Regions from separate parts of the Homo sapiens genome. Here region 2 is linked to region 1. Evidence: read pairs that join two places in POLR2A ChIA-PET (ENCODE). Cell type or tissue: MCF 10A. All regions are shown on one strand. Links, peaks and the distances in the headings refer to the core of each region. The heading gives the core; the rest is flanking DNA. Region 1 has its middle 43 kb from the start of LINC02148. Region 2 overlaps LINC02147 (long intergenic non-protein coding RNA 2147).

The links. Peaks named below come from ENCODE experiments on the same cell type or tissue, not always from the same donor. Only the 100,000 strongest peaks of a DNase experiment are listed, where the experiment ranks them.
Region 2: POLR2A ChIA-PET joins it to region 1 with 6 read pairs; 2 of 35 experiments call an interaction of 5 or more read pairs at or near these places.

Annotation. Positions count from the first base shown.
Region 1 is chr5:118,319,036-118,331,227 of GRCh38, forward strand. No RefSeq gene overlaps it. Among named protein-coding and RNA genes, the nearest start is that of LINC02148, 43 kb to the left of the region's middle. In MCF 10A, for the core only: no CTCF peak of the experiment used is centred there; a DNase peak (open chromatin) is centred at 7,726.
Region 2 is chr5:118,263,466-118,275,657 of GRCh38, forward strand. It overlaps LINC02147 (long intergenic non-protein coding RNA 2147), which reads left to right. Exons shown (of 3, transcript NR_104997.1): 3 at 1,889-2,597. Among named protein-coding and RNA genes, the nearest start is that of LINC02148, 13 kb to the right of the region's middle. In MCF 10A, for the core only: no CTCF peak of the experiment used is centred there; no DNase peak of the experiment used is centred there.

The DNA of each region.
Region 1 (12,192 bases), core at 2,859-10,858:
GGCCTCCCAAAGTCCTGGGATTACAGGCATAAGCCACCACGCCCAGCCCTTAAAGTGCCTTTTAAAGTGTAGACTTTCAGCAAACTTAGCATTTAATGTGAACAAGTTATCTATAAAAAGATAACTTAGGCCAGGAACAATGGCTCATGCCTGTAATCCCAGCACTTGGGAGGCCGAGGTGGGCGGATCACCTGGGGTCGGGAGCTCGAGACCAGCCTGACCAACATGGAGAAACCCCATCTCTACTAAAAATATAAAATTAGCCGGGTATGGTGGCACATGCCTGTAATCCCAGCTACTCGGGAGGCTGAGGCAGAAGAATCGCTTGAACCCAGGAGACAGAGGTTGTGGTGAGCTGAGATCGCACCATGGCACTCCAGCCTGAGCAACAAGAGCGAAACTCCGTCTCAAAAAAAAAAAAAAAAAAAGATAACCTAGGCCCAGAGTTGCTCAAAGATCATAATCTATAATAGTAGACACAAGTCAAGGACAAAAATTATAATTGCTATATTATCAGAATAGTATAATTCTCAATTTAATTCTAAAGAAGACTTGTAATAATTTAGAGAAGGGACCATTCAATAGAACAGGACAGCAGATCTAAATCCCAAAGCCACCTTCATGGAGACAATATTTGAAAAAGAAAAAAATTAGCTGATGAGCAGGAGATAAGAGGCCTAAAAAAAGATCCACAGAAGTGGCCAGGCATGGTGGCTCATGCCTGTAATCCCAGCACTTTGGGAGGCCGAGGTGGGTGGATCACGAGGTCAGGGGTTCGAGACCAGCCCAGCCAACATGGTGAAACCCCATCTCTATTAAGATACAAAAACTTAGCTGGGCATGGTAGCATGTGCCTGTAATCCCAAGCTACTCAGGAGGTTGAGGCAGGAGAATCACTTGAACCCGGGAAGTGGAGGTTGCAGTGAGCCAAGATCACACCATTGCACTCCAGCCTCGGCGACAGGGTGAGGCTCCATCTCAAAGAAAAAAAAAAATCCACAGAAGCAAGAGTGCACATTTGTCTTGATTAGTGTGGCAGTCATTAGGGCTATTGATTGAACATATTCAGTGACCTTTCTTAGGGTATACAATAGGATTGCACTTCCTTGTCCCTTAGAAGTTGGGCTTTACCATATAACTTAGTTTGATAAGTGAAATCAGCACAGAAGCGATACGAATCTTTTCTGGGTGGAAGTTTTAAGCACCATGTTGTGAATAACCACATTCTCTTGCCCCTGCTGAAGAAATGTGAGAAGTATGAGTTGAGGTGCGTCCTCTGTGTGTCAGACTGTGCCCATGAGTGACCACGAGAAATAGAAGCTCCAGTTAATCTTTGATGGGCAACAACTTCTGTGGTTATAAACTCCCTTAAAAAATCTTTTTGGAAGGCACAAGATGAAAAAAGCCACTGAAGAAAGAGTAACATTATTTATAGAAATATAGAAAAATAAATATCATGAAAAGCATGAAGGGAGGGTTTAAAAAAAAAAAGCTTCAAACATACCCAAGCTGCTGATGGATAGGGATGAGGAAGAGGAGGTAGAGAAGGATGAAAACTAAAACAAACAAGAAAGTTGTGTCTGAGAGGCCATCTATTATCCATGAAAGAGGGGATTCTGTGGTGGGGGAACCACAGTGTCAGGGCATAGCAAGTCAGTAAAGAGGAGTTAGACATGCAAGACCAGAACATGGAGACTATTATATTGAGGAGTTTGTGAAAAAAGGGATGCAATAGAAATAGTTTGGGAATAAAGGAAGAATTTTTGTTTTGTTTATAAAATAAAGAAAAACTTAAGTATGTTTAAAGTAGAAGAGAAACTGTCAATAAAGAGGGAAAGATAAAAGGTGCAAAATAAGAAGGAAAGACAGAAATATCCCAGAGAGTTGAAAGGAGATAAGGTCAGGGAACAGGTTGCAGCATTCACCTCAGATGATAGAGAAATGGAAGTATAATGGAGAGGAAACACTTTTAAGGAAGGTCAACTTGGATGACCTTGTCTTCTCATTAAAGTAGAAGGTCAGATTGTTCAAAAAAAGGAAGGAGGAAATGGGGCTCAAATGAGAAGGTTTGGAGGATCTGTTTCAGGGAGTGTGATGTAGAGCCTGCCGCTAGGGGAAAGATGGTGTAAATGTGTGGTAAGTCCACTGAGTACTGATTCTGTAATTGTACCTCGTACTGATGATACAGTACATTATAGTAAATAATTATTTGCTCAATGTCCTATTCAGTCCCAGTGACTGACCTGGTTTAAATATAAACTGATGTATCATTGAAAATTCATTCATAACTCCAAGTCAAGTCATTCCTTAGGTAACTTGTCACTCTCTAGTAAGGATTCTGGGACTCTAGATATCTAGTTAACAATTTACATTTGTATTACATTTGATAAATTTAATTGTCAGGAAGCTGCTGTAAATTATACAGTATTTAATAGTTGAATAAAGGGAGGATCCCTGACTTGATTAAGGCTTCATAGGTAATAAATTACACAGCCAAGAATAAAACTCAGTCTTTATTTGCCAAGTCCAGAATAAGAAATTGTATTTCTTAGAAATAAGCACAAGAACTGATGGTGACTGTAAACCCACTTATTTAAAATATTAAAGAGGGAATTATGGATGACTATTTTAGTAAATTATATAATTGTATTAGCCCATTCTCACACTGCTAAAAAGAAATGCCCAAGACTGAGTAATTTATAAAGAAAAGAAGTTTAATTGACTCACAGTTCCACATAGCTGGGGAGGCCTCAGGAAACTTACAATCACGGCAGAAGGAAAAGAAGCACATCTTACATGGTGGCAAGTGAGAGAGATCAGGGAAAACTGCCTTATAAAACCATCAGATCTCATGAGAACTCACTCACCATCATGAGAACAGCATGGGGGAAATCGCCCCATGATGCAATCGCCTCCCACAAGGTCCCTTCCTCTACACTTGGGGATTATGGGAATTACAATTTGAGATGAGATATTGGTGGGGACACAGAGACAAACCATATCATTTGGCCACCAGTCCCTCCCAAATAGGTTTCACATTTCAAAACCAATCATGCCTTCTAAACAGTCCCTCAAAATCTTAACTCTTATTTCAGCATTAACTCAAAAGTCCACAATCCAAAGTCTCATCTGAGACAAGGCAAATCACTTCTGCCTATGAGTCTGTATAGTCAAAAGCAAGTTACTTCCTTCCTAGATATAATGGGGGTACAAGCATTGGACAAATGCTCCCATTCCAAATGGAAGAAATTGGCCAAAATGAAGGTGCTACAGGCCCATGCAAGTCCAAAATCTAACAGGACAGTCACTAAATCTTAAAGCTCCAAAATGATCTCCTTTGAATCCATGTCTCCCATCCAGGTCACCCCAATGCAAGAAGTAGGCTCCAACGGCCTTGGGCAGCTCTTCCTCTGTGGCTTTGCAGGGTACAGCCCCTCACCCTGGCTGCTTTAATGGCTGGCATTGAGTGTCTGCAGCCTGGGTGCATGGTGCAAGCTGTTGGTGGATCTACCATTCTGAGGTCTAGAAGACAGTGGCCCTCTTCTCTCAGCTCCACTAGGCAGTGCCCCAGTGGGGACTCTGTGTGGGGGCTCTGACCCCATACTTCCCTTCCACACTTCCTTAGCAGAGGTTCTCCATGAGGGCTCCACCCCTGCAGCAGACTTCTGCCTGGAAATCCAGGCATTTTCATACATCCTCTGATGTTGAGGTGGAGGTTCTCAAACCTCACTTCTTGACTTCTGTGCACCCACAGGATCAACACCATGTGAAGCTGCCAAGGCTTGGGCCTTGCACCCTTGGAAGCAACAGCCTGATCTGTGCATTGGCCCCTTTTAACCACATCTGGGATGCAGGGCACCCAGTCCTGAAGCTGCACAGAGAAGCAGTGGGGCCCTGGGCCCAGCCCATGAAACCACTTTTTCCTTCTAGGCCTCAGGGCCTGTGATAGGAGGGGCTGCCATGAAGGTCTCTGACATGCCCTGAAGACATTTTCCTTATCTTCTTGGCTATTAACATTCGACTCCTCATTACTCATGCAAATTTCTACAGCTGGCTTGAATTCCTCCCGAGAAAATGGGTTTTTCTTTTCTACCACATGGCTTGGCTGCACATTTTCCATACTTTTATGCTCTGCTTCTCTTTTGAACATAAGTTCCAATTTCAAACCATCTCTTTGTAAACTCCTAAGACTGAATGCTTTCAAAATCAACCAGGTCACCTCTTGCATGTTTTGCTCCTTAAAAATTTCTTGCAAAAGATTCCCTAAATCATCTCTCTCAAGTTGAAAGTTCCACAGATCTCTAGGGCAGGGGCAAAATGCTGCCAGTCTCTTTGCTAAAGCATAGCAAGAGTGACCTTTGTTCCAGTTCGCAAGAAGTTCCTCATCTCCATCTGAGACCACCTCAGCCTGGACTTTATTGTCCACATTGTTATCAGTATTTTGGTCAAAACCATCGAACAAGTCTCTAGGAAATTCCAAACTTTCCCACATCTTTCTGTCTTCTGAACCCTCCAAACTGTTCCAACCTCTGCCTGTTACCTAGTTCCAAAGTCGCTTTCACATTTTCAATTATCTCTATAACAGTAACCCACTACCTCGGTACCAATTAACTGTATTAGTCTGTTCTCACACTGCTATAAAGAACTGCCCAAGACAGGGTAATTTATAGAGAAAAGATGTTTAATTGACTCAGTTCCTCATGGCTGTGGAGGACTCAGGAAACACAATCATGGCAGAAGGAGAAGAAGCAGATCTTACATGGCAGCAGGCAAGAGAGAGCAAGGAAGAGCAGGGAAAAGTGCCTTAAAAAATCATCAGATGGCCAGGCGCAGTGGCTCATGCCTGTAATCCCAACACTTTGGGAGGCCAACGTGGGTGGATAACCTTAGGTCAGCAGTTTTAGACCAGCCTGGCTAACATGGCAAAACCCCATCTCTACTAAAAATACAGAAAGTAGCTGGATGTGGTGGCATGCGCCTGTAATCCCAGCCACTCAGGAGGCTGAGGCAGGAGAATCACTTGAAACCGGTAGACAAAGGTGCAGGGAGCTGAGATCACGCCACTGCCCTCCAGCCTGGGCAACAAGAGTGAAACTCCATCTCAAAAAAAAAAAAAAAAAAATACCATCAGATCTCCTGAGAACTGACTCACTAATCACAAGAACAGCATGGGGAAAATTGCCACCATGATCCAATCACCTCCCACCTCCCATGAGGTCCCTCTTTCAACACACTGGGGTTGAAAGATCTTATGGGGATTACCATTTGAGATGCGATATGGGTGGGGACACAGAGCCAAACCATATCAATAATGATTCAGGGTGAAAAATCCTTCTACGCTGAAGGCATGAATCTAGGCCTCAGAACCACCTATATCTCTTGGACCACTGTGGGGGAGACCTATAACCCTTAAACTAAAATAGAAATAAATGACTTTTACAGTGGAACCATAGTGGGATGGCACTGGGGAAATGTTTTGAGCTTTCTAACCCCTTTTCAGTTCTTGGCTGATGAATGCTGATTAAAAAAAAAAAAAAAAAAGTCCAGGCTGGGCACGGTGGCTGATGCTTGTAATCCCAGCACTTCGGGAGGCCGAGGCGTGTGGATCACAAGGTTAGGAGTTAGAGACCATCCTGACTAACATGGTGAATCCCTGTCTCTACTAAAAATACAAAAAAACAAAAAAATTAGCCAGGCGTGGTGGCGGGCGCCTGCAGTCCCAGCTACTCGGGAGGCTGAGGCAGGAGAATGGTGTGAACCCGGGAGGCAGAGCTTGCAGTAAGCCGAGATCGCGCCACTGCACTTTCAGCCTGGGTGACAGAGCAAGACTTTCTTATCAAAAAAAAAAAAAAAAAAAAAAAAAAAAAAATCCAACAAAGAAAAAAAAAGAAGAAATACAACATAACACCCAATGGAAATAAAAATTCCACCTTTCTCACCCAAACCTCCTCTATTCTGATATTTTAATTCCATTAAGATTATGAAGAAAAATGAAATCTCTCAGAGCCTAATGCAAAATTGTGCTCCAGACTTACTTGTTTATCCCTTTGTAGCAATATCAGACGCTGCTCAAAAGAGGCAAGCAAAATAGCATTTTGTAGTTTATGAAGAAAATTATTCTCTAATTTTTTTCAGAATTCAAATGAAAGCTGTGGTTTGAAGCCAGTGAAACAGAATTACATGTGAAGTTTAGAAGGGATTAATTTCATAAATTTCTTAAGTTGTTGACGGAACCATCTGGCAGTTTGAGAGATAACCATTAAAGTCTATACAAAAAAAATGCCTTTTTGTAAGATTATAATGACTGAATATTATAACAGCAGGAGAATAAAAACTAATGCATATTTTATCATTGAAAACAAATGCTCTGGACTTTAAAAGGCATGTGGGATTTCTGCTCACTTCTAAAGGAAAGCAACTAATGAGTGATGCACATCTACAACAGCCTCAGAGGTACCGCTTCATTTGATCCTCATGGAGGGCTGCAAAGAAATTATCACCTGCACTTTTCTGAGGAGGAAATTATAACCCAGAGAAGTTAGGTGATATTCAATGTACTACAAAGTGTAAGCCATATGCATAAAATTTGAACTAAGATTAGTATTGCTAAAACACTACATGCTGGTAAATCATACTACCTTTTGAAAAAATTAATACTATGTATCAGATAGTTGTAGATGAGGACCAGAGATTTTATTGTAATTACCTATGAAGATGTTTCTGGCCAGTCTGGCAGTCAGTGATTTACCAAATGTTTTCACAAAAGTTCTCCTGTTAGTTTGTCAGTACATCCTGACTAAGCTTCATTATCATTACTATTTTAAGGAAGAGAATATATTCCAGTTCAAGGTAATTTGACCCACAGACAAAAACAATGCTTCTTAAACTTGGATACATGTCAGAACCTTCTAAGATTCCAACAAAACGTACAGATACTTGGGCCAAAAAGATGGCTCTCTGAGAAAGGTCCATGTATGCTTATGTGTAGTTTTGTAAAATATCCAGGAGCCTCTTAAAATTGAGATCTACTAAAATAGGGTTGTCTCAATGTAGAAAAATGCTCAAGCAGCCTAGTCAAGCTGGAATGCCTGGAATTGAATTCCAGCTTCAGCATATGTGGAATGTGCAACCTTAGGCAAATTAATCTTTTCTGAATCAGTTTTCTCACCTGAGAAATGGGGGTAATTAATAATGCCTATGTCACAAGTTCTTACGAGGACAAATGAAAGTGTATGTACTGAGAAGGATATCTGGCACATCCTAAGTGCCTAATGATAGCAATTGTTAATCCAATACATTATTTAAGGAGGCACAGCTGGAGGGCTTCATAATCCTTTCTGTGAATCAGGTAGCCACTGCAAGCTATCTGTTCCTCTTTCAAAACAAGGCCACTTCCCATAGACATCCATTATGTCTCAATAGATGCATGAAATGTCAGGCAGGAATCAGGTTTTTAATTACATTAATGATGCACAGAGGGACAAATTTTTATCTGCTACTGTGGATGACCCCAGCTGTCTTTTCCTGTGCAGCCCCTTTATACCTTCATCTCGGATTTTCACAGCGCCTGCTCTAATACCTCAGCCAATTTTTTCCACGGCTCATTCACAGCACAGCTCTAGCAAGTAATGTCAATATTTTCTTTACACAGCTTTCAAGAGTGATTTAAAATGCCAATGCAGCATATTACTCATATCCTAGGCATTTCTCTAACACAGCTCCTATGAGCTATACAAATGGTGCACTTGGAGCCAATCTTACATAGCCTTGTCCTGGTTACTGGAGATTGCACAGGTTCAGCAATTTGACAAGGGTCACACAGCCAGTAAGCCACAGAGCTGGGACTCCTAAACCCATACACTATACTTTGCCAAGTGCAGCACCAGTCTCCTCAACTGTCCAGAGAACTTCTCTCCAATGTCCTAGAAGCTTTGCCCGTATTCTTCACTTCTCATCCTCACTCCCATCTGTGCTCTCTGCATAGACCTTGCCCATGCTACCACAGTTCCGAAGCCTTAATGTTTGTTACTGAAATACATGCTGGGTTGGAGATTGGTTCTAATAGTCTCTCTAAACTACTTCCTTTCCATCTTTCCGAACTTACCACTACTTCACAACCATTCTCACATATCACCCCGATTCCTGACATCTCCAAAGTTCATCCTGATTTCCAAAAATTATTTGTCTCTCCTTTTGCTGCATTATATGCCTGCAACTTCTTCTCCCTAAGTTGACCTTTCATCTGCAATGATTATCTCCTATCATTCAAGACATCTCTCAAAGCCACTAACAACTGAGAGTGGAGACAAAGAATGGGATTTCTGTATTTTTTTGCTGCTGAATCATGAATTTGTTTTGAATTAATAAATAGATGGATAATTCCTTTTGGTTTTCTGTAAGATTTTCCTAATATAAACCAACAAGTAACTTCAGGCTTATTTAAACAACTGATACCTGGGGCACGCCAGTGTCAGTGACTGGCACATGGCATGTTCTACACTGCTCACAGAACATGGCTATAAAATATCACTCTATTTCCTCATAATTTTATTAATCAGTCAGGCATTTGGCAAACACTTATGAAATGCTGTCTGTGTGCCAGGCACTGTTCTTGATGTTAGGGCACTACCCTGAACAGTAGACATGTATTCTGCTCACATGTAATTCCTATTAATAATAAAAAGCTATGGAAGAAATAAAACCAGATATTATGATAGCGCGTGAATAGGAGAGGCTAATTAAAAAGGTAGTCAGGAAGATATATCTCAAAAAGTGGTGTCTGAGCTGAGGTTTGAACTATGAAGAACTACCAAAGCAAAGAGGATTTTTTTTTTTTTTTGGAGTGAGTGGAGTAGGGCGGGAGGAGGTATTTCAAACAAAAGAAAAGCAAGTCAGAGGTAGAAAGAAACTTAAATTTCTTGGAGTAAACAATAGGAGACCAGGATCGGTAGATGATAATGAGCCAGGCTTGCAGCGGTAAAGATGAAGTCAGCCAGGTGAGAAGGAGGCAGACCCTTCAGGGCCTTATAGGCTAGGGTAGCAGGTTTAAACCTATGGAGCTTAAAGTGGCAATGATCTGATTTTTTTTTTAAGGATAATAAGGGTATTAGGGCGCTATGTATGTGGGAAATGGATAGGGTGGAGATGAGAGTAGAAGCACAGAAGAGGCTACTGTAGCAGTTTATGAGCAAGAGGAGGGCCTTAATCCTGAGCAAGCTACATTTTTTTAATACAGTATTCATTAAAAAAAAAACAGAGTTTGGCTTTGCAATAGTAGAGTTGCTATGGCTCCAGTTGTTTTGTCCATTATTTGAATGTAAAGACACTCAGTATAAGAGCTCTCAAAAAGCCTTCATCCTCCTCCATCAATTTTTTAGAATCTTTTCAAGGAGAAAAAACAATTGGATTTATTAACTCAGCCAGCTTACACTCATAATTGGCATCAATTCTGCACAGGGAAGTCAGTGCAACCCCAGAACCCAGGGCTCCTCCCTGTATGCTGTCATCTCATTGGCCTTAATGCACCTGCTTCACTGTTTCCATAAAGCAAGAGTTTCAGCAAGGAAAGGGTCATTATAGCATGTTCTTTGTGCTGGACACTCTATGAGTGACTCTGAGAAATAGAACAACAAGCAAAACCCTTGGGAGTGCTTAGGTTTCCAGTCGTGCCTACTTAATGATAATCAATTTAACTAAGAGATGTTTCTTATTAAAATTTCCTTGAGAAAATTCCCTCTCTCCTGGCAGTAATGACTTATTTCTGAACTGTCATCAACTTGTTAACATTTTAACTAAATGGGAGTAGAAATTTCTAAGGATTATTAGTGTTTTCACCTAGAGTAAACATATCAATTAACGTTCTGGGATAAATAATGAGGATTAATAATATCAGGGCGGAAAGTGATATTCTGTGAAGTTTAGGGTTCTCTTTTGCCTACTTACCATATTAACAGCCAGAGGGTGAGCACAATTCCTATTTTTTCATTCATAGAATTCCAGAACTGGGCAACAAAAAAATGAAGATCTGGCTAGGGTAAGTGTCACATTTGAAACCTGCATTGTTATGTGTAGACAATACAGAGGGTTCTGAGGAAAATGATAAAGAATTGATCCAGCTGGCCGCAGTGGTTCACACCTGTAATCCCAGCACTTTGTGAGGCTGAGGCAGGCAGATCACGAGGTCAGGAGTTTGAGACCAGCCTGGCCAAAATAGTGAAATCCCATCTCTACTAAAAAAAAAAAAAAAAAAAAAAAAAAAATTACAAAAATTAGCTAGGCGTGGTCATGGGCGCCTATAGCTACTCAGGAGGCTGAGGCAGGTGAATCACTTGAACCTGGGAGGTGGAGGTTGCAGTGAGCCAAGACTGAACCACTGCACTCCAGCCTAGGTGGCAGAACAAGACTTTGTCTCAAAAAAAAAAATTAATTAATTAAATTAAATTAAATAAATTGATCCGCAAGTTCAAACCAAAATTTGTACCAAAAAAAAAAAATGCTACCTGCTTAATTCAAATGAAAGTAAATCAGATGTTTGTGAAAGAAACTGAATGGCACAGCAAAATAGACTGAAAAAGTTCCTTCAATATTAATACCAGTTTTAGATTATTTGTTTACCTGCTTAAACGATTCATTTATACATGAAAGAAAAAAAGTGTTTTAAGTAATAAGATAATTGTATATAATTGAGAAGAAATTATTGCAGGATTCCTAATAGGATACAGAGCAGTCTTTATCAAAACTGACAGAAGGTTAATATTAAAAGAACCTCAGAATGTCCTGTGAATATGGCAGATTTTATTGTTATATCCTCATTCATTTTTATGATAAAAGTTCCAACAAAATATACTAGTAGAATTGATTAGGCTTATTACTTGCCACAGAATTTAGGGAAAGTAAGAACTAATTAAAGACAAGAGAATCTCAGAAACATTAACAAATTACTTTTCAAAGATTTAAAAATATTGTCGAATTATGAACATATATTATAAAATTCCACACAATATAGTGAAAATATATGTGATTTGAATAGTAGAAATACTAGGAGAGAAATTTTCAGCATCTTTCATAAGCTGTTCCTTCATTCTTCCATTTTTTAATGAACGCATGAATTAAGGGATTACTATGGGCCAGGCATGGTCCTGGAAACTGAGAACACAAAAGAGAATGAGACAAATCTCCCATCAAGGATCTTTTAATTTAGAGTAGTTGTTCTTAACATATGAACACACACCACATATCACGTGTAATTACTTTCAGAGTAGTTACTCTGAATACCACAACTGGAATTTGAGAAAGCCACCACACTAAGGTTAAATGTGTAACACTCACCTATGGACTAAGATACTCGTTGTATACTGGGTTAGGAAATGACAAACTTGGGGAAGAAAAAGGCAAGATGCCACCATCCCAACCACTCTGCATTCCAATGTTCCATAGAGAACACTGATTCTTGCTGGCTGGTGATGTGTTTTAACTAAACTAGTGGTTCAAACAAACACAACTGGGTCAATTTTGTTTGTCTACTGCACACAAGAAGGAATAAATACTATCAGGCAGAAAGAAACCATCCACCCAGTCAAAGACCCAGAGGGCCCACTGAGCTGCCCAAAATTCTGTCTTCCCTCTGTGTCAGCTTGGTACATAGGCTAATTATCTTTATAAATATCTATAATTTCAAATTCATTCTAGCTGCCCCAAAACTTATCTTACACAATTCTAAATGTTTTAGAGGATTATGAGTCTCATGATAAAATAAGAATATATTTACAAAATGAACTATCTTATGTTTTGAATATGTTTCAGTGTGCTGATTTTTATCTCTGTCTGCAACCTGTTGGCATTTATAGTCTGTACTATACAATTGCTTATATTTTCCATCTTTCTATTTCTTTCTGTTTATTGGTTTGCCTTTATTTTCAGCATAAATAGGAGTTCCTTCATGGTAGAGTTAATTCAGTCTCTTCTTTGTATCTCACATACTTTAGGATAGCACATATAGCATGTGGTAAGAGTTTTAGAAGCAATAGTGATGGATAGTATATAATCCTTTTTCATAGAGTCTGAACTGTGTATGCATGCATATGTATTTATTTAATATGTGTGTGTATTTAACAAATATATATGTATTTAACATTTATTTAATAAACACATATATGTCTGTATGGCACATATTTGTTAAATAAACAAACATAA
Region 2 (12,192 bases), core at 2,801-10,800, 56 kb before region 1:
TTTCGCGATGTTGGTCAGGCCGGTCTCGAACTCTTGACATCATGATCTGCCTGCCTCAGCCTCCCAAAGTGCTGGGATTACAGGTGTGAGCCACTGCGCTTGACCTAGAGTCTTTTCTATAAAGGCACTAATTGCATTCATGAGGGTTCTGCCCCATGACCGACTCACCTCCCAAAGTCCCCACCTCTAATACCATTACATTACCGATTAGGTTTCAACATATGAATCTGTGGCAGGACACTGGGGAGGGCATAATCATTCAGAATATAGCACTAAGTAATTCAAAAAACAATGAGGCCATCATAACAACCAAAGAAAACTGATTTGTTTGGAGTCAAGTTCATTTACTAAGATGATGTAACCCCTTAGTCATGACATTACCATTTAGAAAAGTAAGATGGGTTAGCCCACTATTTAACAATTATTGCCATTAAATGGTGAAGCATACACAGAATTTTGAGGGATGTGCAAAACAGTTTTTATTTTTCCTTTTTTTTTTTTTTGAAATTTTATTGAGTTCAGGGGTACATGTACAGGTTTGTTATACAGGTAAACTTATGCCATGGGTGCCTGTTATATAGATTATTTTGTCACCCAGGTATTAAGCCTAGTATCCATTAATTTTATATCCTAATCCTCTCCCTCTTCCTACCCTCTACCCTCAAGTAGGCCCCAGTGTCTGTTGGTCCCCTCTATGTGTCCATATGTTCTCATCATTTGGCTCCCACTTATAAGTGATAGCATGAGGTATTTGGTTTTTTGTTCCTGAGGTAGTTTCCTAAAAATAATGGCTTCCAGCTCCATCCATGTTCCTGCAAAGAACATGATCTTGTTCTTCATGGCTGCATAGTATTCCATGATGTATATATACCACATTTTCTAAGTTCCAAGACACATGTGCAAGATGTGCAAGTTTGTTACATAGGTAACCATGTGCCATAGTGGTTTGCTGCACCCATCGGCCCATCACCTAAACATTAAGCCCAGCATGCATTAGCAATTTATCCTGATGCTCTCCCTTGCCCTGCTACCCCCTGCCCATGACAGGTCCCAGTGTGTGTTGCTCCCCACTCTATGTTCATGTGTTCTCATTGTTCAGCTCCACTTATGAATGAGAACATGCAGTGTCTGGCTTTCTGTTCCTGCATAAGTTAGCTGAGGATAATGGCTTCCAGGTCCATCCGTGTCCCTGCAAAGGACATATTTTTCTTTCCAGTTATGGAGTTATGGCTCTGTCTATACAGAGCCATACCTTATACCTTATGTTAAGCCTGCCTTAACATACATAAAAGTTGTTTCTCTCAGATCTCACTTCCCAACCTGTGTTTCCTATAAGGTACTCTCAGACTGATCACTTCTCTACCCAGCCCGGAGAGTCCTCTTGCTTTTTGTTCATGGTTATTGTCCCAGGCTACCATTAGCGCTGTGTTTTTGCCCCATGGAAATGGCAGGAGATGGAGTTGTTCCAGAATTTCTACACAGATAGCATTTAGGAGCAATAATCTGTCAAATGAGGTGAAGTGGGAAGTGGAGGCTAGGAGATAGATTAAAACTTCATTTATTGAGTGAGCATTTTGTTAATGAACAGTTTTTTTTTGTTTGTTTCCTTTTTTTTTCTTTTTTTTTTGCGTGTGTGGTGGTTTATTGTGGCTTTGGGAGTAGTGGCTAGCAGACATCACCATTTTAGTGCTGCTAGTAGGGACGAGATAGTCCGCCAGTCAGTTTCCACCTACAGGAGGAGGAAATGAAGGAAAAATTGTTCTTCTAGGCCTAAACCCAGGGTGAAATAGCTACTACAGAAGCTAATATTTGATTGCTAATATTGTCTATCAATTTCTGTAGGACTCTGGTATATTTTGCTTAAAGAATCTATTTTTTTTCTTTATAGCAACAGCTCCATATGTTGATGTGAACTGTGACTCCAGGAGAACGGTGGAAAAGTGTCTTGATCCAGGAAGGAAGGGGTATAGAGAAAATATGAGTCTCACCACACTAGAAGCAACATATGCAAAATCCATCAAACACACCATAAAATCAATGTGGGAGTAACAACACCTTGGCCTACTGCTCCCTGAAAAGTTTTTCTCTCGTCAAGTGATGACAGGCGTACATTTGTAAATAAATTACCAAGTTGCTTTTGATTTGATGGAGAAGGAAGAAAAGGATTGTCTCCTGGAAGTATTTTTATTGTCTTAATAGGTAGGATAATATCTCTGTTCAGCAAACTGAGATCTTTTGAGAATCTTAACAAATGTATACCCCTCCCTCTCACCTTTTCCTCTCTGGTGTATTTCATAGGCAGCTTTGCTAACTGACTGCACTACTACAAATAGATTCTGTCACTTTAGAAATAGGATTTTTCCTTTTATAGGCAGATTGATGGACTAAGTGTCAAGGTTTTAGAACAGTAGCATGACTGGGGCAGACACTATAAACCATAAATCCAGTATTGACAAATGTTCTAGCCAATCCAGATTTTCTATTTGTTAAATTGCCTTTATGAAGTCATACTTGTGCAGCACAGAATATGGAAAATAATTGACAAGTTCTGAGAAGCCAGTTACTGAGCTCATAGTTTAATAAAGAAAATGTTAATGAACACTTGAGTATTATAAATTGTTATAAGAAGATTCTCTCTTCATTGTTTGCCAAAGTATGCTAATAATTCTTGACTGACTAATAAGCAGAGGTCATTCTAGATCTACAGATTTTGAAAGTTGGAACTTTTTATTTGTACCTTTTGTTTCACTTGTCAAAGTGAGCTAGTAACATAGAATAAACTATAAAAAATATGTAACAGAATCATAGCTTGAAAAACATCTTCTTAGAATTCAAATTTAATATAAATATTTTAAGAAAATTATATTTATGCCATTGTAAAAACATTACTTGGGGACTCCCTAAAAAAAGGTAATAAGGTATCTCTCAAAAAAGCATCAGAATCAAAGAATATCCAGCAGCCAACAATTCTCATTTTATAACCCTAATTCCAATATTTGCACTAGAACATCGGTTGTCCTTATCCACGCTTCTGCACAGCAAAAGAAACTACCATCAGGGTGAACAGGCAACCTACAGAATGGAAGAAAATTTTTGCCATCTACTCATCTGACAAAGGGCTAATATCCAGAATCTACAAAGAACTCAAACAAATTTACAAGAAAAAAACAAACAACCCCATCAAAAAGTGGGTGAAGGATATGAACAGACACTTCTCAAAAGAAGACATTTATGCAGCCAAAAGACACATGAAAAAATGCTCATCATCACTGGCCATCAGAGAAATGCAAATCAAAACCACAATGAGATACCATCTCACACCAGTTAGAATGGCGATCATTAAAAAGTCAGGAAACAACAGGTGCTGGAGAGGATGTGGAGAAATAGGAACACTTTTACACTGTTGGTGGGACTGTAAACTAGTTCAACCATTATGGAAGACAGTGTGGCGATTCCTCAAGGATCTAAAACTAGAAATACCATTTGACGCAGCCATCCCATTACTGGGTATATACCCAAAGGATTATAAATCATGCTGCTATAAAAACACATGCACATGTATGTTTATTGTGGCACTATTCACAATAGCAAAGACTTGGAATCAGCCCAAATGTCCATCAATGATAGACTGGATTCAGAAAATGTAGCACATATACACCATGGAATACTATGCAGCCATAAAAAAGGATGAGTTCATGTCCTTAGTAGGGACATGGATGAAGCTGGAAACCATCATTCTCAGCAAACTATCACAAGGACAAAAAATCAAATACTGCATGTTCTCACTCATAGGTGGGAATTGAACAATGAGAACACTTGGACACAGGATGAGGAACATCACACACCGGCTCCTGTCATGGGGTGGGGAGAGTGGCGAGGGATAGCATTAGGAGATATACCTAATGTAAATGACGAGTTAATGGGTGCAGCACATCAACATAGCACATGTATACATATGTAAGAAACCTGCAGGTGGTGCACATGTACCCTAGAACTTAAAGTATATAATAATAAAAGTAAAACACATTGTTATTTTATGTACCGCTAAAAAACAAAACACTACTAATTATAATTGTAAGAAGCATTTTGATTTCAGAAATATTACAGTAGTATAAAAGGTACATCTCACAATTGATTTGGCAGAAGATTTCAAGGAAAATCTCTAAATCTTTACAGAGCAGTATATTGGAAGCAAGCAGCTAAGGGAATATGATGGAGTTCAGTAGTTGACATTTTCTTGCTATTTCTCATATCAAAGTGAACTCCTATTTTGGAGTTCAGAAAGAGATGTTAATCTGATTTCTGCTTTTCATAGAAAAGAGTAGGTAATGTAAGGCAAACCCAACACATCCTATCTTTACTATGCTGGGATTTTGCTAAATGTTTGAAAAACAAATTCAGATCAAGGAAAAAACCGTCCAGGCATAAATAAACAAGCAATCAACTAGGACCTAATGAAAATAATCATTGAACTACTCATGCTGCAGAGCACAAAAAAATCTCCAATATAGCACTGTCCATTTTAAATATGCTCAGTTTGAACTTTCTTTGAAAATACCACATGTGTTTGGGCAGCTGTCATCTTTTAGAAGTTCATATTCACTTTGTACCCTTCCTGTTCCCATGGGCAGACTAAGCTGAACATGCTTTTAGAAGAGCATTCCCCTTGCACTTCTATAGACATGCACTGACTGATGTCAGAGGCAATGGGGTCTTGGAATAGGGTATCCTATATCTGAAAAAAATCCAAAAGAAAAAAAAAAGAATAGACTTCTTCTGACACTGGGAAGGACATTTTATTAGGAACCTAAACTTTTTTTTATCTAAGAAGAAAGATATAAATCCCAAACAAAGCTTTAAACAAAAAGGAGAAATTCCCTGCTTAGGTTTCTACCACAAAAACAAACTTTGGTTCCAGATTTATTTATGGAAATATACCTTTTCCAAATCCTTTTTCTTGTTTTCACTAAAACAATATGTAACCTCTCCACTGAGACTTAAACTCCATATATCCATCTTTCTACTTATCTCTCCTCGGATGTCTAGTAAGTGTCAATAACTTAATATGGCCAAATCACTGTGTTCTAACTCTGTCCTCTTGTCTTCCCTATTATTTACTGTTACATATGACATTGCCATCCACCCAGATGTCCAAACAAGAAACCTAGGAATATACCTTGATTTCTTATTTAATTTCACCTCCTACATCTACTCCAGCATCAGTACAAAATATACCAAAATCCTTTAGTCCAATTTTCCCATTTATCAGTAATATCCTGAAGAGGCTACTATGATTTCCTGCCTGGTTCTCTAGTTTGTTCTTTCATAGCCCCTAATCCTTTTTCCACACAACCACAAAGAAGTTTCTTTCCCAAATCTCAGCTCCTGTGCCACTTCTTAAATGTAAATCAGGTTGTTACTACCCTAAGTCTTCAAATCATTTCCAATTGCATTTCAATTACTAGTTACTTCACCCTCTACACTTCAGTTTTATCATCTGTAAAATGAGACTAATAATGATACTACTTCATACAATAGCTATGAAGATAAAATGAAGATAGGTAAAACTATCAGAATAGTGCTTGGCACATAGGCAATGCCACGCAGAGCAGAGTTGCTGTTGTTTACAACTCAAATGTAAACCCCTTACCAGGTCTGACCCTCTCCCTCCTCTTCCACTACGTCTCTTACCACTATTCCATTCCTCCAATGATCTGGTCTCCTTCGTCTTTCTCAAGCACATTTGGCTCATTTCCTTCTTGAGGCCTTGAACCTTCTGTCCTTCCTGTAATCATTAGCACCCAACCCTCTTTTTGGCTTGTTGCTTTTTATTTTCCAAGTCTCAGATCCTCTGACATTTCTTAATGAGACTTTCCCTGACCACCCAAAGTAAAATTAGCACATCACCCTGCTTTATTTCCTTCATAGCACTTTTAATTTCTAAATTTATTCATCATCTTCATCTCCATGTCACTAGATGAAATCAGGGCATGTTGTTGTTACTAGCCTTCTGACTTTGGGCAAGTGTTTAACCACTGTGGGTCACAGTTCCTCCATATGTAAACTGGGTAAATTTATACCTTCATTATAGAATTATGAGACTTAAAGTAGTTAATCCATATAAAGTATCTAGGACTGTCTCACAAATAAGTGCTTATCATATAATGACTTCTTTAAAACAAAAAAATAAATGAAATGTGTTATATAAAGATATTTCATATCTGATGTGAGAGCTCATTAAAAGTGGAGATTGATGGGACATTAGCCTGATACTCAGAGAAAGATGCTGTGAGAGTACCTTTCAAGTGTCAAGGAAGAAGTAGGTCCAACCTGTCGGAAACCTGAGATTTTCTGAGTCTCCATTGTGGATTATGATTTTTATCCACTAAAAGACATGAAACTTTGGTCTCAGAAGAGAAGTTGTAAGGCCTCCCTACTGTTTTCCTTTCTTGAAGTCTGGAACTGTTGGTCCAGCTGGACTGGACAGCTAGAGAAAGGTAGTAAGGCCTCTGGTTAATGTCAGTGCCTTTGGTGTGCAAACTCCCAAGATGAGCTCCCAACTTCCCCTAATACTGTTTTATACGCCTAGAGATGCCCCACAACAGTTTTGTTTTATTTTACTTAGTAAACTATGTCCTCCTCACACACTTGGACTAGCCTAAATATATGTAAGTTGGTTCAGAGGTGAAGTTTCCCCCCACTGAAGAGCTCCTTGTAGCACATCCAACCTGCTACAGGCAACATTCTTGATTGAACAACTCCCTGGACCCAGAGTATATCATACTTTCTGCTAATTCTCTGCTTTTAAGTTATCATCAATAAATCTTATTATGGCTAATACACCATGTCATTAGTGGTGTGGGCTACCATGTACCTTGAACAAAGCTCAAAAAATATCTACCACTTTTTCTACTCAAAGCTTTTTATGCAACTAGTAAAATCACCAATCCATTTATGCCTGAGATACAGCTAATATCACAGAAAATAAATTGCAGTTTGGAGAGGTTGTCTATTCTAGTATCAGCCTGAGATATTTTCCTGACATCTCATTTTAATTATAGAAGACATAATTAATAAAATTGCATCCTGGTTACCCTCAAATCTGTCCATGGTCCAGTTTTACCCTTTGACTTGTGTCCAAATGACACCAATTTTGTTAAGGCGCAGCTCTGGATTCAGAGGTAAACACATTCATCTTCTCATTAGGTCTGATGAAATCTATCTGCAGGAAGGTTATGTGCCAAGACACTGATATTTGCCAAGAGGATGCACTGCTATAAACTTCATCTCTGAAAGTCTTCCAGTTGGAAAAAAGTTAGAAGGCTTCCTCCAGAGAAAATGAACTAAGAGGAAAGATTTGAGTCTTTTGGTTTAGGAATTTTACCTAGAGTTAGTTCCTCTTGAGGGAAATTCAGTGTATCTGTTCTTAGCAGTTCTACAAAGACTTGAGATCTTTCAAGACAAACATTATGGTCTTATATAAATTCAAGTAAACTTTCTTTGGGAATATAGCCAAGGGAAGTAAATTTGCAAAGAAGTTATAAGAGTTCACTAGAACTTGACTCTTAAAAGAATAAAATATGCATATTTACTCTTGCTTAACATCAGATGAAATCTAACTAGGAATATAAAAGATATGTAAAATAAAATACAGAAAAAAACTGGAAATTATCTTCAACTTTTATGAACACATGAAGGTAATCATATCACACAAGATGGGCCCAGAAATATAGAGAACTATTTATTATAACAAGATCTACACCCTCCAAGCAGGATCTAGAGAAAGGTCCCAAATCAATAGTCACCCAACAGGTTACTCCCAAGACGAACATTCTAATGAGTGATTCCTAGAAGTGTCAACACTGACAATTGCTAAGTTCGGGCAATGGCAGTCTTTTCTGAGTTAGCAGGAACCTGTCACTGCACCCTGGTTTTACATTAGGCTAATAATAATTACTACTTTTTCATATATCTTCTTATGTGCTATCTGACTTACACAGACTCATATTAGAAGCCCATGAGCCAATTATTTATATTTCCATTTGGCAAGGTAATAAAATGTATTTATTCTCAGAAATAACTTACCAAAGGCATCTGCATTAATTACATTTTTCATGTTAACTACAGCACAAATTCAGTGTGTAATTAGCAAGGCACAAACAACAGAGATTAAAAATGGCAAAAAATTGCGACAAAAATATGTTACAGGGGAAAGATGGAGTTGAACATACTTTTCCCTATTTCTATGGCTAAGTAGAACTAAAAGCCCTGGTCATTATATTACTATATGAAACAAACATGAGAAGACTCTGAAAGGTGGATAGGAGTAGGTAGAACGGCTAGGGACCTCAGGACCTTGGAATTGACATAGAGGTGAGTTCTGTGGTTTGTTTTGTTTGTTTTGGTTTTTTTGCCTCATATATCCTAGATTTGGAGCTGGAGGAGCCATTAAACCCGAAAACCTAACAAGCATAGACAAACAAAATCCTGCCCTCTTTAACCAAATAATGAGGGAAAGGGCAGCCTAGTAAAATAGTGAACCTCAGACAATAGCCACCCTACTCCAGCCGAGTACAACAGAAAAACCTGTGGCCCCCACACCCATACATTCCAGCTGAGGCTGAATACAGTGCCTAGACTTCCACTAAGGGCGGGTTGTAACGAGGCATCACAGTACCCTGCTGGGGGTAGTGTCAGAGAATGCTGAGGAAGAAGTTGGGACTTTGATTCCTACTGTGAGGTAATGAACCCATTCCCAACGATGTCAATGGAGACCATGTGTAGATCCTGGACTTACACCCCTATCTGGCAGTAATGAAGGCTTCCCCCCCACCCCAACACACACAACTCTAAGGTGTCAACAGAGGCTGAGTGGGAAGTCTGGACTTTTACCCTCACCTGACAAGAATGAGGTGGGGCACCCCCATTCCCTGCTAGAGTGATGTCAGAGTTAAATTTAAGATAAGCCAGTTAAAATGAAACGTTTAAATGAGGTCTAGAACTTATAACATAAAATGGAATTGTCTGGCCTTTAACCCCAAATCACATATCATACCAAGAATCAGGAAGGTCTCAAACTTAACAATAAAAGATAGATGCCAACACTGAGATGGCAAGATGTTACAATCATCCAACAAAGATTTTAAGGCAGCCATAATTTTTTAAAAATGCTTCAGTAAATGATTACCAATATACTTGGAACAAAGGAAAAAATAGCAAGCCTCAGCAAAGAAACAGAAAGTATCAGCCAAAAAGAACCAACAGAAATTTTAAAATTGGAAAGTAAGTAACTGAAATAAAAAAACTTAGTGGAAGAGTTCAACACAGAATGGAAAGGACGAAAGAGCCAGTGAACTGCAAAATAGAACAATAAAAATTACCCAGTCCAAACCATGTAGAGGAAATTGACTGGGAACAAAAATGAGTTTCAGGGGACTGTGGGTCTTAAAAGATCTAGCAGTCAAAAGGATAAAAAGGTGGGGTTAAAAAAACCAAAAGAAATAATGCTTGAAAACTTTTCAAATTTAGCAAGAGACAAATCTACAGATCAGTAAACTGCATAAATCCTAAATAGGCTAAATTCAAAGAAATCTAAGCCAAGATACACCATAATTAAACTTTGGAAAATTAGACAATAAAAAATAGTTTCATTTTTGAAAGCAGCCAGAGAAAAATAAAACCTTACCTATGGGGAAAAACTATTTGAATAATAGTGGATTTCTCATAGAAACCATAGAGGTCAGAAGTGGTACAATAGTTCTCAAGTGCTGATATTAAAAATAAAACAAACTGTCAACTGATTATTTTATCCAGCAAAAATATTCTTTAGGAATAAAGGGGAAATTAACATTTTCAGATGAAGGAAAACTAAGCAAACATATTGCCAGCATACCTACCCTAAAATAATGGCTAAAAAAATTGTAAACAGAAAAAAGTGGTGATAGAAGGAACTTTGGGATATCAGAAAGAACACAGTAGGCAAAAACATAAATACGATAAACTTTCCTTCTCCACTTGAGTTTTCTAAATTATATTTACTATTGAAGCAGAAAGTATAATACTATCTGATGTAGTTTTAAATACATGTAAATAAGATATTTAAAACAATTATATCATAAATAGGAGAGGATAAGGTGACATCAAAGAAGGTAAACTCTATACTTCACACAAACTGGGAACATGACATCACCAGTAGACTCATGATAAGTATATATAACAACTAGTAATTACTTAAAAAAAACTATACAAAGGAAAACATTAAGAGGTACTATTAACGATCGCCATTCTAACTGGCATGAGATGGTATCTCATTGTGGTTTTAATTTGCATTTCTCTAATGACCAGTGATGATGAGCTTTTTTTCATGTTTGTTGGTGACATAAATGTCTTCTTTTGAGAAGTGTCTGTTGATATCCTTTGCCCACTTTCTGATGCCGTTGTTTGTTTTTCCTTGTAAATCTGTTTAAGTCAGTAAACAACAGATGCTGGAGAGGATGTGGAGAAATAGGAACACTTTTACACTGTTGGTGGGAGTGTAAATTAGTTCAACCATTGTGGAAGACAGTATGGCAATTCCTCAAGGATCTAGAACTAGAAATACCATTTGACCCAGCAATCCCATTACTGGGTATATACCCAAAGGATTATAAATCGTTCTACTATAAAGACACATGTACAAGTATGTTTATTGTGGCACTGCTCACAATAGCAAAGACTTGGAACCAACTCAAATGCCCATCAATGATAAACTGGATAAAGAAAATGTGACACATATACACCATGGAATACTATGCAGCCATAAAAAAGGATAAGTTCATGTCCTTTGCAGGGGCATGGATGACACTGGAAACCATCATTCTCAGCAAACTAAAGCAAGAACAGAAAACCAAACACCACATGTTCTCACTCATAAGTGGTAGTTGAACAATGAGAACGCATGGACACAGAGAGGGGAAGATCATACACCAGGGCCTGTCGTGGGTTGGGGGGCTAGGGGAGGGATAGCATTAGGAGAAATACATAATGTAGATGATGAGTTGATGGGTGGAGCAAATCACCATGGCACGTGTATACCTATGCAACAAACATGCACATTCTGCACATGTACCCCAGATCTTAAAGTATAATAAAAAAAAGAGGTACTATAAATACATAAAATGGAATTCTAAAAAATATTCTCTAACACACAGAAATGCTGGAGAAAGTAAATAGAGAAACAAAAAGACAAACACAAAACAAAAATTAAATGGCAACATAAACCCTAACATATTAATAATTACATTAAATGTAAATAGTTTAAATACCCAAATTAAAAACAGAGATTGACAAAGTGGATTAAAAAACACGACACAACTTTCCACTGTCTGCAGAAACCTCACTTTATATATATAGGCAGAGTAAAAGTAAAAGGACCAAAAAAAGTTGTATCATGCAAACATCAATCAACATAAAGCAGGAGTGCATATTTATATTAAATGACATAGACCTAAGAGAAAAACAAAAAGCCAGAGACAAAAGGGGCATTACATAATGATAAAAGGGTCAATTCACACACACACAATACAGTAATTCTAAATGTGTATAAGTCAAACAACAAAGTTACAAAATCTACAAAGCAAAACTGATAGAACTGAAAGGAGAAACATCAAAAATTCACGGTTATAGTTGGGACTCTACATACTTCTCTCAACAATTTATGGAACGAATAGACATAAAATCTTCAAAAGTATGAAGGAATTCAACACCACCAACAACAAATAGGATCTAATCAGTGTTTACAGAATGCTCCACAAAGCAACACAATATACATTCTTTTCAAGTGCCCACAGAACATACGCCAAGATAGGCTGTATCCTGGGTCATGAAGCAAGCCTAAAGTAAATAAAAGAATTGGAATAATGCGGAGTGTGTTCTTTCACCTGAATGGAATCAAATTAGACATGAATAATAAAATGATAACAGAAAAATCTACAAGCACTTGGAAAGTAAACAAGTAACACAGACCCATCTTAAATTAACTTATAGGTCAGAAAAAAAACTCAGATAAATTTTTAAAAACTACATTGAAATAATGAAAATTAAAACAGATGTCAAAATTTTGGGGATACAGCTAAAGCAGTACTGAAAAGAAAATTTATAGCACTACATACATACATTAGAAAAGAACAAAAGCCTAAAATCCATAAGCTAACA